Linked DNA regions of Mus musculus: region 1 is linked to region 2. Evidence: chromatin loops called from intact Hi-C (ENCODE). Cell type or tissue: gastrocnemius. All regions are shown on one strand.

The links. Peaks named below come from ENCODE experiments on the same cell type or tissue, not always from the same donor. Only the 100,000 strongest peaks of a DNase experiment are listed, where the experiment ranks them.
Region 1: a loop joins it to region 2, with 2.3 times the contacts of the local background. A loop is called at or near these places in 2 of 42 quality-filtered maps.

Annotation. Positions count from the first base shown.
Region 1 is chr16:76,315,244-76,323,243 of GRCm38, forward strand. All of the region lies in intron 3 of Nrip1 (nuclear receptor interacting protein 1), which reads right to left. Among named protein-coding and RNA genes, the nearest start is that of Gm30569, 19 kb to the left of the region's middle. In gastrocnemius, no CTCF peak of the experiment used is centred here; DNase peaks (open chromatin) are centred at 4,734 and 6,513; H3K4me3 peaks cover 343 bases; H3K27ac peaks cover 2,321 bases.
Region 2 is chr16:76,428,820-76,436,819 of GRCm38, forward strand. It overlaps Gm52253 (a long non-coding RNA gene), which reads left to right and starts at 3,992. Exons shown (of 3, transcript XR_003951937.1): 1 at 3,992-4,191; 2 at 4,433-4,614. In gastrocnemius, no CTCF peak of the experiment used is centred here; DNase peaks (open chromatin) are centred at 3,714 and 4,472; H3K4me3 peaks cover 1,497 bases; H3K27ac peaks cover 2,973 bases.

The DNA.
Region 1 (8,000 bases), 110 kb before region 2:
TCAACACAGTTTATATCCGATGACAGAAAGACAGTTGTTTCACGAAGCTAGCTGACATCCGTGTCAGACCCATGCTAGGTGCTAGCCTGCCTATGTGAAACAACATATATGAAGTCTCATCTTCCCAGTGGTCACATGACCTCGGACACCAGTTCCTGTGTTCCTTGTTTCGAACAATAAGAAACAAAAATTATAAAACTCAAACTTCTCTTTCATTTGTCTTCTTCTCCTCGTCCTTATTTTCCTTCGTTAATGTCCTTGGTCTAGGGCTTAAGGCACACTGGTTCATGCCCACAGGGCCTTAAATGCCAAGTAAGAAAAAACGTTGACTTATTAAGTAGGTTTAAAAAGGTGTAACACACATTATGCTGTTCTCGTGAATAAGTTTAACTTCATAGCATCAATTAATCGTAAAAACTAAATGTTTATTTTCCTCCTAATTACCCAGGCCTCTCTGACTGAAGTTAGCATACAATTTTCCTGAATGTTTAAACTAGTTGATATTAGTTAACAAATAGGCAAATGCCCAAATGAAATCCTTACAGAGTTCTATAGCTTTAAATAAAAACAGTTTTAAAAAATACTCAGTATCACAGCAGATCAGCAGATAAGCAGGGCCAGAAGCAGGCACCTGCTGTGGAAAGGGGCTCCTAAGGATACAACTAAGGGGCCCAATGTGAGGCTCCATCAGACATCTCAACAAGTAGGACAAAGACGCTGAAGAAATGGTGTCATAGTTGGTTCTACAAAACCGAGGTCCTGTTTCTTTAATACCTAAAATACTTCTAGAAGCCAATAGATGCGAAAAAAAAAAATTCACTTCCACAGGCACAGGGCTAACTGAAGATGGAAATGGACAAAAGAGAGAAAATGGGGGGTGGGGAGGGGTTTTATATCTAGTCTATCACCAGTTGTTCAAAATCGATTTATTGAGCAGCTATTATGTACCAGACAACATGTAAGCATTATGGATATTCTGAAAAACAAAACATAGCCTTGGTTCCTTGATAAAAAAATAAAACAAGAAAATATAAAAGAATCAAACTTTTCTTTGGTTATCCTTTTATCCTAATTTTCCTTGGCTAATTATTATGGCATTATATGTACATAGATGCATGATTATACATTTTATATATGTGTATACACATACATGGCATATAATGTGTGTGTGTGTATGTGTGTGTATGTGTGTGTTCCTAGTATTTGTTCTGAAAGTGGGAAAGACCAACACTCAGAAGGAAAGTCTTGGGAATTCTGTCTAAGAAAACCTTGGCTTTTAGACCCAGCATTCCTCAGCCATGAGTGAGAGTCTTTTTTGTCACTGGATTACAGTATAGCAGGCTTCCATGAGGATTATCCATTCAACTTTTGTTTCGGCTAACCCTCCTCCCTGCTCTTCCCCATCCCCTGACCCCCACCCCTACCCCATCCTTAGGCAGTCTTTACCAGTCTTGTTCTCAAGATGAACGCATCATACTCCCCAAAACACCAGCAAATCCATGGTCACATGGACGCTCCTCATACAACTTGTTGGGCCACAAAACCAAACAAAAGGAGAAACAGAGTTGGAAGTGGACACGGAAGGGTGATGCGGACAAGAGTGGAAAGGAGATGGGCGAGGGTGGGTGGGAGTGGGGCCAGAGGAACAAGAGTGCATTGCACACTTGTGTGAGACTGTCCAAGAACAAACTTATTATACAAGATACAAGTTTTTAAAAGGAGGGACAAACATCCCAACACCTTATCAAAATTTTAAAGTCACGAAAAAATGTAAAACCAAAACCAGCAAAGACTTTAACAACTTTTCTTATCCTAGAAAATAAAATATTCTGGCTCTGACTTCTGTGCGTATCTGTCCTTTATCTTTTCTGATAGTAAGTAAACCACAAAATAATTGCACTAAACTACAGCACTGAGACCCTTGATGGCTATATTCAATTTAAAATATACTTAGTAATGCTAGTTTTGCCACGTAATATAAAAGTGTTTAAAAATGCGCCATTACGTAATCGACGACCTGACGTGGCTGATGTTCGTCACTGTTTTATGTGAGAATCCGTGTCTTTGTGTTTGAGTTTATAAATGTGTGAAATGCTCCCGAAATCAACCATTTTTCTTTAATCAGCACAGGGACCTAGATCGCTGCCTGTCGTATAACCGCTCCATCTGTATCAGGAAGTCTTTATGAGGTCTAAAGATTGGCAAACATGGAACAAACCTACGTTCATTCAGGAAAGTAAGCGTGTAGTCTGTAGCCAGGCTATACACGCATTTTAATATAAAAGTAAACAATGAAGCATCCATCTTGAACCCATTACACATTAACAGCCGCGGACCTAGCACTCAGATGATATTCAGCACACTGAGACGTTGGCAGAGAGGGCAAAGGGCAGCAGGAGTTCATGGGAGGTAAGAGGCTAAGACAAGAGGGAGGATGGCTCTCCCCTCACAGGACAGACGTACACACAGCCAGACATGCAGTGACCATGGTCAGAAGTGCCTCAGATAGTGGAGATGTCCAACTGCAACTGCACGTACATGGATCATATTTTAAAATTCTACAACATCCATTTAGTTCATATATCCCAATCCCAAATTGCCAACTACAAGTCCCTATTGGAAAATAAGTCGTAGATTTTTTTTTTCCCCCCGAAAAGATATGAGAGAAAAAAAAACCCACTTAATTCCTTTTTCCTACCACGGAATCCTAAGAGTATGTTTATACAGAAGAAACATCCAAAGAACAAACTAAATAACACATTTCTTAAGATAGTTTAAGACCACATAGCAGCTGCTGCACTTCTTCCTAACCTGAAAAATCTTATCCTGAAAGGACTTATCCTCTGTACTCCACTGGACCTGTAAGGGTAGGACGTACCGAAAATCATTTCCTAAACTAATTATGTGCCTAATGACTCCCATGGCCCCTCCCACTCCACAGTTAAAAATCTCACGAGTTAGCATGAATCTCATCTTTGCCTGACACATTTCCAGCCAGGAAACACATCAGCGCCTCAGGATTTTGAGGGTCTCAGTATCAATCAGGTTACGTTCCCAGTGGCTGCCTTTTAGCAAAATGATCTCACTCGCATAAACTCATGGCTGAAGTGAACCAAGCTGTAGCCTACTCCTCCTATACACCTTCATTCATTTCAGGGTTTTTTTTTTTTTTTTTTTTTCTTTCCTCAGACATCCAGCACGTGCCACAGAAAGGGCGCATGTTAAATATTCCTGGAGTGTCACAATATGTCATACAATCAAACAGATCCCAGCCCTACCTTTCTTTCACAGCAGTGGTGCCAAGCACAGGTATACCGACCGACGGAGCAATCAATTTGTTCTGCAGCCAGTAAGGCTTTCATAGCATACTAATGCAAAACCTCTCTTCTTTCTCCTTTGCCTTGACTCCCCAGTGCCCGGGTCCCGACCAATACAAGGAGGAGGGCGGTATGTCTTCTGCTGAGATAACCACAACTACTAATCAAGTGTACACGCACAAGGGCACAGGATTAAACCTCCACCAAGACCGAGTCAGGCTTTGAGAACAGCTCAACACATGCCCGGCGTAGGCAAACCATCATTTTACACATGAGTGCACACACAAACACACACATATACAACACCCCATATTTTATCATTCTTCAATTTTTATCCTCAGAGGGATAAAATGTCCCACTGTTCCACTGAGGGCTTCTACCTGACAGCATGCAAAACAATTGTTTTTTCCACTCCTGAGAACCATGATCTGTTGTGTGTTACAAATGCTCACTGTTTTCAAAAAGGAGACATTCTTACAAATTGGGCTATCTATCCAGTATATAACTCACAGATAGAACTTTCAAGTGATATGATAGGGTTAATAGACTCAGCATGGATTCTTCTGATTTTACACTTAAAATGGAATAGCTCAAACCTACTATCAAAAAAGAGCGTGTGCCTTGCTAATAACAATGAAAGAATTTCCATTTATCTCGAAGCTATTACACTAAGTATAATTCCATGCCATTTGAAAATATGCTCAGGTCTCAGAAGTGCTTTAAAGAGTATCTGTAACACTTTAGAGTCTGGAGGCACAGGCGGGTATTTGATCTCTTAAACCTAGAGTTTTCAGGTTCTCTTTAATTAGCCATTTATAGTTGCCATTGACTTATTTTTCTTTTATTCAACACACAAAAGCCATGCCAGTCATTGGAGAGCGGGATGACAGAAGGGAAACACTTTTTATACCAACACACATTACCTCATTTTAATTTGTCTGCCTTCGTGTGTGAATACCTTGAGAAGCCCTGCTAGCCAAAGGGCGGCAAACTAAACTATAATTAAGAGCAGAATAGAACACTCGTCTAACTGAACAAACTTCATTAGGAAGCTTCCCCAAGCACGTCTATTTTCATGTAAACAAATGCTCTGGCACAGTTAAAACACAGCTTAGTGCGTTCTTTCTGCGCCCTTCCTTTGCACCCCACACTCTCCTAAAAAAAAAAAAAAAAACCTCAGGAGCAATAATTAAGAAATAGGGAATGCAGTGAAGTATTGCAGGAATGTTTAATCAATACTGATACCTTTGTCCTTGACATGCGGACCATGTCACCAGGCTACTGTCATGTGATATCATGTCATTTCTCCACCTGGCTCCTGACCTTGTCCTCTAAATGACCTAAAGCTTCCCTAAAGTAGCAGGAGGCCCCTCCCCGCTGTCTCAGCAAGGTCGAATGGGTCAGCTTGTCCTCATCTATAATCCACCACCATTTGTCAGCAGGGAGGCTGGAGGAGGCAGGCTTGCTACAAGAGGAGAATGCCCAATTAGGCAGCTGTCACACAAAGCATAGGCTGCAAAATTATCCCCTGTCAAAAGAAAGAGCAGCTGCGGGTGCCAATTACAGCAACCTTTCAACCCTTTAGGTACTGGAAACTACACACAAGTAAATGAAGAACAATTAGCGATAACAAATCGATGAATTAGGACAGTAAATTAGAACGAGTAGCAGGTGAGCTTGGGTCATACATGACATTTAGGGCATACCAGACTCCAGGCAAGGGCAAAGCTCACTGCCTGGCGCCATGTCCCTGCATATAGAGTCCCTTCTACTATGTCTCTTGGCAAACCTGAAATCCTTTTCGATATCTGTACCTAAAACTATGTGTCTTGATGTAAGAGTCCTTTTTCTTTTCATGGACTCAAAACAAATGTTTCTTGACAGGAAGAAAATCCCTCCCAAGAACAGGTCTAGTAAATTCTAGGTAGTTCTTATACAATCTACTGTGTTATCCACTCCAACTTAAAAATGTTAAGTGTAGCTTACAGAATCCAAACTACCTGTTAAAATACTCACACTGAAACTACTATACATCTTTACACACTAGTTGGCCAGATTCCCATTAGCTCCTATTTGCAGAAAAGCAATGGGGTCTGAATTCTGAGGAAATTCTTCTGCCAATATCATCAAACTCAAATCAAGTTTCTCGGCCCAAATGTGATTTTCTCTCACATAAAGAAATAACAATTTTAATGGTTTATATCTAATACCTATAAATATAACAATCATAAAATTAATTAATCTTTCATTATTGGGCCCCAGGGTCATGCATGAAGTCCAAGCAGAAGACATTGACTCTCCTGGAGTCTATCTCATTGAGCTACTGGCCCACAGCAGAGCAAACCCAACATGGCTGTGAAGTATTCATGGGTCTGGTGTTATTAGCCTTAGCATGTCAACTGCCCTCAGAAACAAATTTTGGAAGGTCCATTTTAAATCCGTGTCAATTCTTGGAAACTTGAAAGACCTGATCTGGATCCGCTGTTGATTTGAAAGAAACAGGGGCTAATGAGTTCAGTGAGGCATCTCCATCGGAAGTGGGTGTGTCAGGGGGGAGAGAGAGAAGGTATCAGGCCCTACGCACCTCCCTCCTATACAGTATAAATGAATCACAGCCGCCAGAGGGTCAGCCCTAGTTCTTCCAGCCATTTGATAAAATTTCCAGGAGCCGTGTCTCCGAGAGAAAACTCCATTAAAAGTTTATCTCAGGATTACATTTATAAATTATGTTTTGTCTCAAAACATAAACCAGACTCTTGGACAAATTTTCCTTATTTTAGAGTGCAACCCCGCAATGTCAGACATGGAGAATGCAAAGAAAGGGCAAGGAGATGGGGAGGAAGGAGTTAATGCCTTTAGAATTCGGTTTCCATCATACATGGGTGACTATCTCTTTAAATAATTTAAATCCTCTCCATCAACTACAAAGCTGTTTTGAAGCCATTTAGCTTTCTTCTTTACATGTGTTCTAATTAAGAAATGACCTTGTCATCACGCACACCAGAAATCCGGGATTATTTCCTACAGCAAAAAATTCACAAAGCCTCCCCCCCCCCCAAAAAAAAAAGAGAGTAGAGGTGGGGGGAGGGGAGAGAGACTTCTTCCCCAGTTCCCTCACTGAGGAAGTTGTTGGTTGGCTGAATGCTGAAGCAGTTCCACCGCATAATTTTTTTTCTGTTGTTGTTGAATGTCACAGGGCGGGTTAGAGTGACCTTGAGCTGCATCAGCGGCTCAGCAAGGGTCGAGATGCCTGCAGGCGCCCTTGTACTGGATTTGCAAGACAAAAACCTTCAAACTGGCTGAAGGACATCTTAAATCTCTTCAAAGGTTTCCCGAACTAATCTGGGCTGCTCTTAGCAGGATCAGCGCCAGTATGAGAAGCAAAATTAAAAACAAGGTCTTTGACAGGATGCTGTCTCCTCTTAACCCTTCCAGAGCAGAACAGAAGACGTTACAAGCACTCTGGAGAGATGGCTTACCTAGAAGCACTCTTTCATAACAAATTATGTAAGCAAGAAATCACAAAAAGAAGGGAGGGGGGAACTATTAGTCCTCAAAAGTAAACATTCCTTCCGTTTTATTTATAATGAATTCAAGCTGGGTATTTTTTTTTTCCTTGACTATACTTTAGTGTCATGGTGATAAACCTGAAAACTACAGCTATATCTTAGATTTGCAGCACTGTAAAAATCAAATCACTCCATCGACACGAATCTAGGACTTTCAGTGTTTGAAAAATAAGCTCTGGGCTGGTTAAATCGAAGACCAGGTACGATTGCATATACCTTGCTAAAGTGACAATCAAATAGTATCATGTGACTAGAAACAGACCTGAGAAGGACCTGAGAAGAACCTGGTAAAGCTAGCTCAGTGCTGTTTGCTGGGAGAGGCAAACGTGCCCTTTTCCACACTGTTCTCAGCATCTCCATCCATGTATAGGCCAAAAGAGAAAGAAGAGCGAGGCAGTTGAGGCTTCCTTGCTATGGTTTGAGTGTGACACCCCCAGACTTATGTGTTAGAGCCTGCATCCTCAATTTCATCCACTAATGGTACTAACGGGATGGAATGATGTCATAAAGGTGTGGCCCCTATAAAGGAAGAAATTAGCACTTAGAATGGCAGGTCTCTGAGTGCTCTCACTGCGCAGTATCCCCTGCTATCCAGTGATTCTTAGGATGTACCATGCAGCCTTCACCAGACACCAAGCAAATGACTGCACAGTGCTCCCAGACTGCTCAGTACCGAGAAACATGCATTCCTCTTCCGGTACTCAGCCTTGGGTATATTGTTAGAGCAGCAGAAAACAGACTAAAGAGAGGTAAATGTTTGGCCTTTCCCAAAGCAGGGCCTTTGGATTTCAATGCAGGAGCTATAGTAGGCAAGTTTGAAAATAATTATTCTAAAACCAAACAATACAAAATGATAAAAACAAAAACAAAATAACAGAGTGGGGCACAGTAGTGCACACCTTTGATCCCAGAACTCAGGAGGCAGAGGCATGGGGATCTCTGTGAGTTCCTGGAAGCTTGGTCTTTAGAGCTTGGAGGTCCAGGACATCCAAGGCTATACAGTGAAACCCTGTCTGGGAAGAAGAAAAAAAAAAACAAAAACAAAAAACAAAAACCAACAATGACAAAACAAACAAATAAACAAACACACCAGCTCTAGCGCTCAGAACACAGT
Region 2 (8,000 bases):
GGTTGTTCAAAAGCAAAGGTCTCAGAATTCATGCGTTCTCGTGCAAGAACTGATCCAGCTTTAGTGTAATCTAGTCAAACAAAGATAAATATATGAAAGAGAAAGAGCAAAAAGTTGACCAAGCCTACTTACTTAATTCAACTAAACTTCTTATGCTTCCCCCATATTTTCCTAAATTTTTAATGTGATTTCCAGTAGTACTTTTTACGCTTTTAATGGAAATCAAAACCACACCTGTAGCAAGTAAGAAAGAAAACAAATGGCAGTGAAATAAGATTTTTATCTGATTCTCATACAATGAAATCTAGAACAGAAATACTCTAGAACAAACGGCTTGTTTTGAATTTCAAAGGGTAGGAAGGGATGCAACTTTTTGGAGGGGCAGAAGCTGGCAAGTGTGACTGAAGAAACACAAATCGCATTGCCGTTAGAAAATCACTGCTTTGGTTGAGGAATAGAGCTCTGAGTTTTACCAGCATGAAACCAATACTGTGCCACAGAGCAGCGCCAACCCCACACCCTCCAAACAACCTTGAGGACCTGAGTGAGATCAAGGCCAGACTGCAATCCCTTGAAGCATTGATGATAAGCACAGTATGGTTAAAGGACACAAATTACCCTTGGAATCATAATGCAGGTACATGCAATGGATGTAAGAATAATGTGATTCAAACTAATTTAGGACTTTGCCAAGCAGGAAGGGAAAGTCCTCTGGGCATTCAAGAGGAACATTTAGACAAGGCAAAGCCAGAAGGGGAACTTGTGTTTAGCAGGAAGCTGTTGCTCATTTATATTTTATCAAAGGCCTAAAATGTTGGGGGCAGGAGTCTGACTGTAGTAGCACAAATAGGAATTTGGAATACAAGTGTTTCAGAAGTAAAATAATCAACTCGGAGGGGTCAAAGCATCAACAAAGTGAAAAGGCCTTCTCTTTAGGATGAAAACTAGCCACAGAGGCTTCTGTTTTAGCTCATTGTGAGGCTTCTTGTGATTCACCACTCTTCATGCTAGTCAAATGAATCTGTTCCAATTACACAGCTTGCCATGAAAAGTCATGAGACATCACATTTTACTAAACGGGAAATACTATTGATCTAGCGAGAATCATTGAAGAATGGAAGGGGTCCATTTTTTGATTATACACACCCTCTAGCAAAGCTCAATAAATATACTGGTCAGAGGGGGAAGAGCCCATTGATTTTCGAGGTTTCAGATATCAGTGTAGTTTCACATATGTATCTAATAATGTTTAGCTGACTTATAATGTTTTAATTGTCTCTATCCCCACAGAACAGTGCTAAAAGGTTTGAGATTGAGTGTAATAAATAACAGTTCTTGCTTTTAGAAGTTTATAATCAGAAATACAAAAAAAACAGGACCACAGATATAATGGCATTGGAATATAAGCAATTTCAGTTTATTGAAATTTGGGAAAGCTGTGCTTACTTTGCAAGGATAAAATAAAATATTTCTCTGGAGTAAGACTTTAGTCCTAGAAGAATGTATTAAGAAATTTTAAAATAAAATACACTGGAAGTTAATTTGCTTGTCTGCTTATCCATCCGTCCATCTATTTAACGGGACATGTAAAGAGAAGGATCGCTAGAGGAGCTGTGTTAGCAGACACATCACTGTAATATATTCAGAGACTTGACCAAGACAGGAGGAAGGACATTTCTGTGCTGGTTTGAATGAGAATGGCTCTGTGGGCTCACTTGAATGCTTGTTCTGAATTTGCTGAACTGTTTAGAAAGAATTAGGAGGCGTAGCTTTGTTGGAGGTGTTTTACTAAGGTAGCTTTTGAGATTTCAAAAGCCCATACCATCCCAGTTAGCGCGCTCTCTCTCTCTCTCCTCTCTTCTCTCTCTCCCCTCTCTCCTCTCTCTCTCCTCTCTCTTTTTCTCTCCCTCCCTCCCTCCTTCCCTCCCTCCCTCCCTCCTACATGTGGACCAGCAGTAGACCTTTAGCTCTAGCTCTAGCACCATGCCTTCCTGTCTGCTACCATGCTCCGCACCATGATAGGCATGGGCTTTCCTAACCCTCTGAACCTGTAATCTGCTACCAATTAAATGTTTTCTTTTATAAATTGTCCGGCTCATCCTGTCTCTTCACAGCGATAGAAAGTAACTAAGACAGCAAGGCATCTAAAAATAATGAGGATCTAAGATGATTTATACAGAAAAATTTAAAAATGGCCTCGAGGAAGTGTTAGCATACAGTAAGTAATAAATGGGAAAGATAACTTTGGGCCAGCGTGATGGAGCAACTGTAATCCCAGCAGTTGAGGCTCAAGTGAAAGGATAGGAGGATGATAAGCCAGCCTGGGCTACGTGGTGAAAACCTGTTCATGACCCCATGGACACACATGACCCCACGGACACACAGGGATGGGAAGATCATCAACAAACTGAGTAATTATGGTGATGACATACTGTGACCTGGAATTCTCTGGAGATTCATAGCCAAATGGAATCAGGAGATGAGGGGTTTCGTATAAACCTTTAGACAGAATTAAATGTATTGAATTACATTTCTATTTTTTCACTGAAATAATAGATTGCTATGCCTTTGATTGTATCACCTCTGGGATTATATGCCTTGGTAATTAAAATGACAAAAGTAATCAGATAATAGAATAGCTAGTTCACACGTAGGATGACCTTAATGATCAAATTGAAGAACAATACACAAAAATCCATTTGTTCGTGGGGCCGTCACTCAACACATATTAATTGGCCACACTGTAATGTATCTGGGCAAGTACTTACAATACAAAATGTCGATTGAACATAGAGTGCTTTTTACAATTTATCCTGCACAAATACCGTAAAAACCTACTGGAAGTGTTAAAAACGAAGACAAATCCCATTCGGAAAATGTCATGACTGAAAAAGCAGATTTAATTGGGAACTGGAAAAAGAAATTGAAAAACAACCAAGTAAGTGAGGAGTTTTATTCAGGGCCATTGTTATTTATCAGTGTTGTTTATTCATGCATGGATGTTGTTGGATGTGGGGAAAGTTGAAGGAAAGACAAACACTTTCTGTTTAATATAAATGGAGGGGGTGGGTGTAAAACAGAGCTTAGTCCCTGGAGTGTTTGTAGGTCATGCTTGAAGCCCTGAGATCTGTCCATAGCACTGAGTAGACTGGACATGGTCGCTCACGCGTAGAATCCCAGAAATCAGAAGGATTGGAAGTTCAAGGCCATCTTCTGATGCATGGTAAGTTCTAAGCCAGGCTGGAACAATGACAACCTGTGCAGAACAAAACAAAACCAAGAAATAGTATGATGGATGGGTCCTGTGTCTTGAATTCCAGCCAGGCAAATAGACAGGACTGAAGTAAATACAGTAATTGATCTATTAAGTATGTGTGTAGAGTCAACAGACATCTTTGAGCATTCCCTATTTTACAACCACTGTCTAGGCACCGGGATTCTAATACAATAAACATATAGTGACCTGTGCTACCTGTGAGGCAGCCACAGATGAAACACGCGGACAGCAAAACAACTAGGAGCAAGCCCTTGGGAGGCGGGCGGGGGTGATACAGGCAGAGGGGTGTCTAAATCAGATGGAGTGAGATGCCGGCTAAATGAGGAAAGAGGCTCAGAAGCCAAGAAGGGAGAGTTGTGTAATTGGTTATCAGCAGTGTCAAATTCTGTACGTAGGTCAGGGAGCATCAGGATGGAGCCTTGCCATTTGGTTTTGGCAGTGAGCATGTTACTGGAGACCTTGGCAGGGCTAGCTTCTGGGAAGTGGCGTGGGTAGGAGCCTCGCTGGATCTGGTTCAGGAGTGTTTTCACGGAGGAACTGAATGCCTCTGGTGCACTCTAGGAGTTGGGAGAGGAAGGGGAGGGAAGCAGTTGTTAGAGGGTGTGTGCATTTGTTGAGGCTCCGGCTAAGTGAGACTCTGTAGGCACCACAATAGTGGATCCCTCCCTGCCCCTGCCGGGTTCTACAATTTTGTGAAAAAACTTAGCTTTCCTTAGCAATAAGGAACTCCCATTTCCATAGGCCATCTCTTTTGTTGAGCCTGTTTGTTCTCTGCTACCTGGCTGTGTGAGTCACTGGAACACTGACCCTGCACTGAAGTCAGCAGATTCTATTTGGAGAGTCTTGGTGATCGTGGGGGAAAGTTGATGAAAATGTTGACAAAAACATTTACTCTCCCTGGTCCCTGAACACCTGTGAGTACTCGGTTTTTTTGTTTTTTTGTTTTTTTCCCATCAACTGATTGTTAGCCTCAGAGCAGGCAAATGCTCTGAGCAAAGTACAGGGAAGTTTCGCCTTCAGGAGCTAAATGTTCACGACACAGGAAGGAGTTATAATACTTTCTATTTTGGTTTTCTCTCATCTGAAAAGACTTATAAAGAGAAAAGTGGCTCTGCAAATGCCAGCCTCAATTAAAATGCTAAATACAAATTGCAGCTTTCCCACCGCTGCCAGAGGGAATGCGTCCAACATGACCAGCCACCTGTTTCCCTTTATACGAGCACAAGATGGGCGGCCACTTCCAGCGTACTCCTCACTGACACCAAATAGCAGCGTGACGATGAATCAAAAGTCATCGGCGGTAGAGATCTACTTACCAAGAAACGACACTCAGCAAGGTCATCTCTGGGAGAGGGCATTTTAGCCGTTAAAGTGGACCAAGGCATGGGGGCGGAGGGGGAGTTTCCCAGGCTTAAAGAAAGCATGGGAGTTTACGTGTTAGGGTTATTAACGTCGACGTTTCCAGCCCGATCAAACATGTATGCCAAACTGGCTGAGGATGTTGGAGCAGAGAGCAATGGCTCGTGGTCTGTGATGACTTAGCTAGACACAGCGAAGGTCGAGGTCGCAGAACCAGAAACTTAAGAATCAGTTATGTAACAGGTTAAAGTTGCAGTCGGCAAGAGAGGCAGTGTGACCTGGGTTCTAATGATAGCTGCATCTTTTTTTTTTTTGTTTTTTGTTTTTTTTTTTTTAACCTATGAGACAAAGTCAGAAAACTTATGTTCTAAGCGGCAATCTCCTAGCCTGTAAAATGCAAATAACGCAAGTGCCGAGTTCAGTGGTATTTTAAGGATGAAATGATGGAAGATATGTCTTAACTCAGAACCAGACAGTGAAACCTTTTATAGATGCTTCATAAGTAATGGCTAAAATTTCCTAGACTTAAGCATCCTCCGTTCCTTATTGATCAGAAAAACACAAAACAAAATAAAACCATTATCATTCAGCTAAAAATATGACAGGAAGCACATCGTGGCACATGCTTATAATCCCAGAATTTGGAAGGCTGAAGCAGGAGGATTTAAGAGAAAGTCATTTTTGCACGCCTTTAATCCCAGCACTCCGGAGGCAGAAGTAGGTGGATTTCTGAGTTCGAGGCCAGCCTGGTCTACAAAGTGAGCTCCAGGACAGCCAGAGCTATACAGAGAAACCCTGTCTCGAAAAACCAAGAGAAAGAGAGAGAGAGAGAGAGAGAGAGAGAGAGAGAGAGAGAGTGAGAACAAGCCATCTTGAGCTACACTACACAGTGAGTGAGACCCTGTGTCAAAAATCAAACAGATAAGAGATGTGCATGACAGAGGGTATGAAAAATAAATATAATAAACAGCTTGTTGTGAAAATCTTACCTTTTTTCATTTATATTTTATTTATTCTGAGTGTAGAGCTGGAGGACACATTTGTCATAGACAGCATGCGTGTAGAGGTCAGGAGACAACTTCGTGGAGTTGGTTTCCTCCTACTCCCGGCCTCTGGAGATTAAACCCAACTTGCCAAGCTTGCGACTTTACCTTCTGAGCCACCTCGATAAGACAACCTAGTGTGACCTTTTTTTTAAAAACAATGCTGATACTCCTAAGAGAAAGATAGAGAGAGCATCATAAAACTCAATTTAAATCTGAAGAGATTGAAGCAAGAACATTTTAATTGGCAACTAGAAGCCAGAAAGATAATCCTAATGTTATAAAAGTTTTACTCACTTCTAAAATTTAATACGATTCTGATTTTATTAACACGAAATAAAATTGTGTCTATTAAATGTAAAATTAGCTTTATTATATGTATAAAGAGTCTTGGTGTTCTTGTATAAATGAATAGCAATGAAATATTCCCAAGTATCTGCTATGGGATGTATTCGTAACATTTATATAATACCCAGTGCCCTCTCCACCTTCCAGATGTTCTCCGAATAACTTGGAGGCCTGAACACTTCACTGCATTACAGCTTTAATGGCTCCTAGCTTCTCGTTTGTTCTGGAAGCCCTCAGGCCATAGCTCCTGTCAAAAAGACCACAACCACTCTTACCAATTCTTAGGCCCCACAGCTAATGGCAGTCTAACCCAGATCCCCTTTTCTTTAAAGTCCTCTCTACTTCTTCCATTTTTTTCCATTTTTTTAGGGGAAACTTATCAGTTTGAGATATACCATTGATTCTTCAACTAGAACGGAGAAAGAGAAGTCTGAGTATTCTAAGAATAAATAATGTCCTAAGGAACAAAAGGGAAGCCGCTGATGCCCTTCAAATCCCAAAACCCTTGTAGCCTTCAGGAGAACGAGAAAGGCAGCCTGTTAGCCCTCAACTCGGCTTCTTGTGGGAAATGTAGACTTCTGTGCTTTTCCAGTTACAAGCTGTTTTACTCAGGTGGGAAAGAAGATAGCACAGGCCCGGCAATGTGGAGAACCTGCCACCCACTCTAGTAGGTTCACTGGCAATCCCTCTCAAAGGCTTTGATTAGTATCATTAACAGAATTTGAGCATGCCCTCCAGGGCTTTGCTGCTTAGTGCTTCGGCCATTTGTCTTCAAATGCTCTCTGACTGCAAATAGTCTCTACTGGAGTGAAGAGCCCATCCTGAAGACTTGATCCTCTTTTTCTTGCATCCCCTAGTCTAGCACAGGTCCCCTTTTCTTTAAAGTCCTGGAGTCCAGAAGAGGAGAAGACAGAAGAAGGGACTGGGACTTTGTGCTTTTTCCTTTCTTTCTTTCTTTCTTTCTTTCTTTCTTTCTTTCTTTCTTTCTTTCTTTCTTTCTTTCTTTCTTTCCATCGTCAACCTGTAAACCCCTTGTCGTTTTCCTTTAGTACAATGGAGGTAATTATAGACACCACTTTGCAAAGTGCTTTGATATCCTCAGATGAAGGGAGCCGAGAAAGGGCAGAGGATAATTATTATTAGCAGCTCAGTGGTGCCCAGGTTTTTCCATATGTGCCTTCCTCCAGGGAAGCGGAGTCCGTCAAAATAAAATCAGTGTTGAGAAGAGAGGCACGATAGAAAGTGACTTCAAAAATATGGGCCAGATGAAACATAAGCGTGAAATGAACATTTAAAGTGATGGCCTGCCTCTGCAAAACGTCCTGCCGTCTTACCACGATGGTGCTCATCAGCTCTTAGAAGCTGGCTTGCTAATAATGGCTTCTTGCATTGGTAGCAATCTTTCCCCAGTAACTGTACGAAACTTTTGTGACATCCAATGGTACTACAATGCCCAGATGTCACTAGTATTATATTTAGATGTCATAACTGAAGGCCAGTTTGCCACACATCGTGCAAAGGTGAGAATTAGCATCCAACATTCCGTTTCCAACACAAAAGAAAGAAATCGGACGATCTGTCAGCTCATAGTAACTATCACACTCTGATTAGAATCTGGTCAGCTAAAGGATGCAGGTGACATCTTTCATATCTTTTTTACTTTCAGTTTTGTTCTTACCGTGCAGCAAGAAGTAAACAATAATTATGGGAGAAGGGTCTCCTAGTCATGAGAATGCTGCTAAGAGAATAAAGATATGGGAAGGCAAAGACAGTGTAACACGTAGTATCCAGCTAGCTTGTACTCTACTTGGGAAGATAACACACACACACACACACACACACACACACACACACACCAATTTGTGGAGAAATTATTATTTAATAATATTATTAGATATTCTCTTCCATAATTGCAGCAATGGAATGCAATATTTTCAAAAAGACATTCTCCAAGCACTCATGAGGTTTCAAGC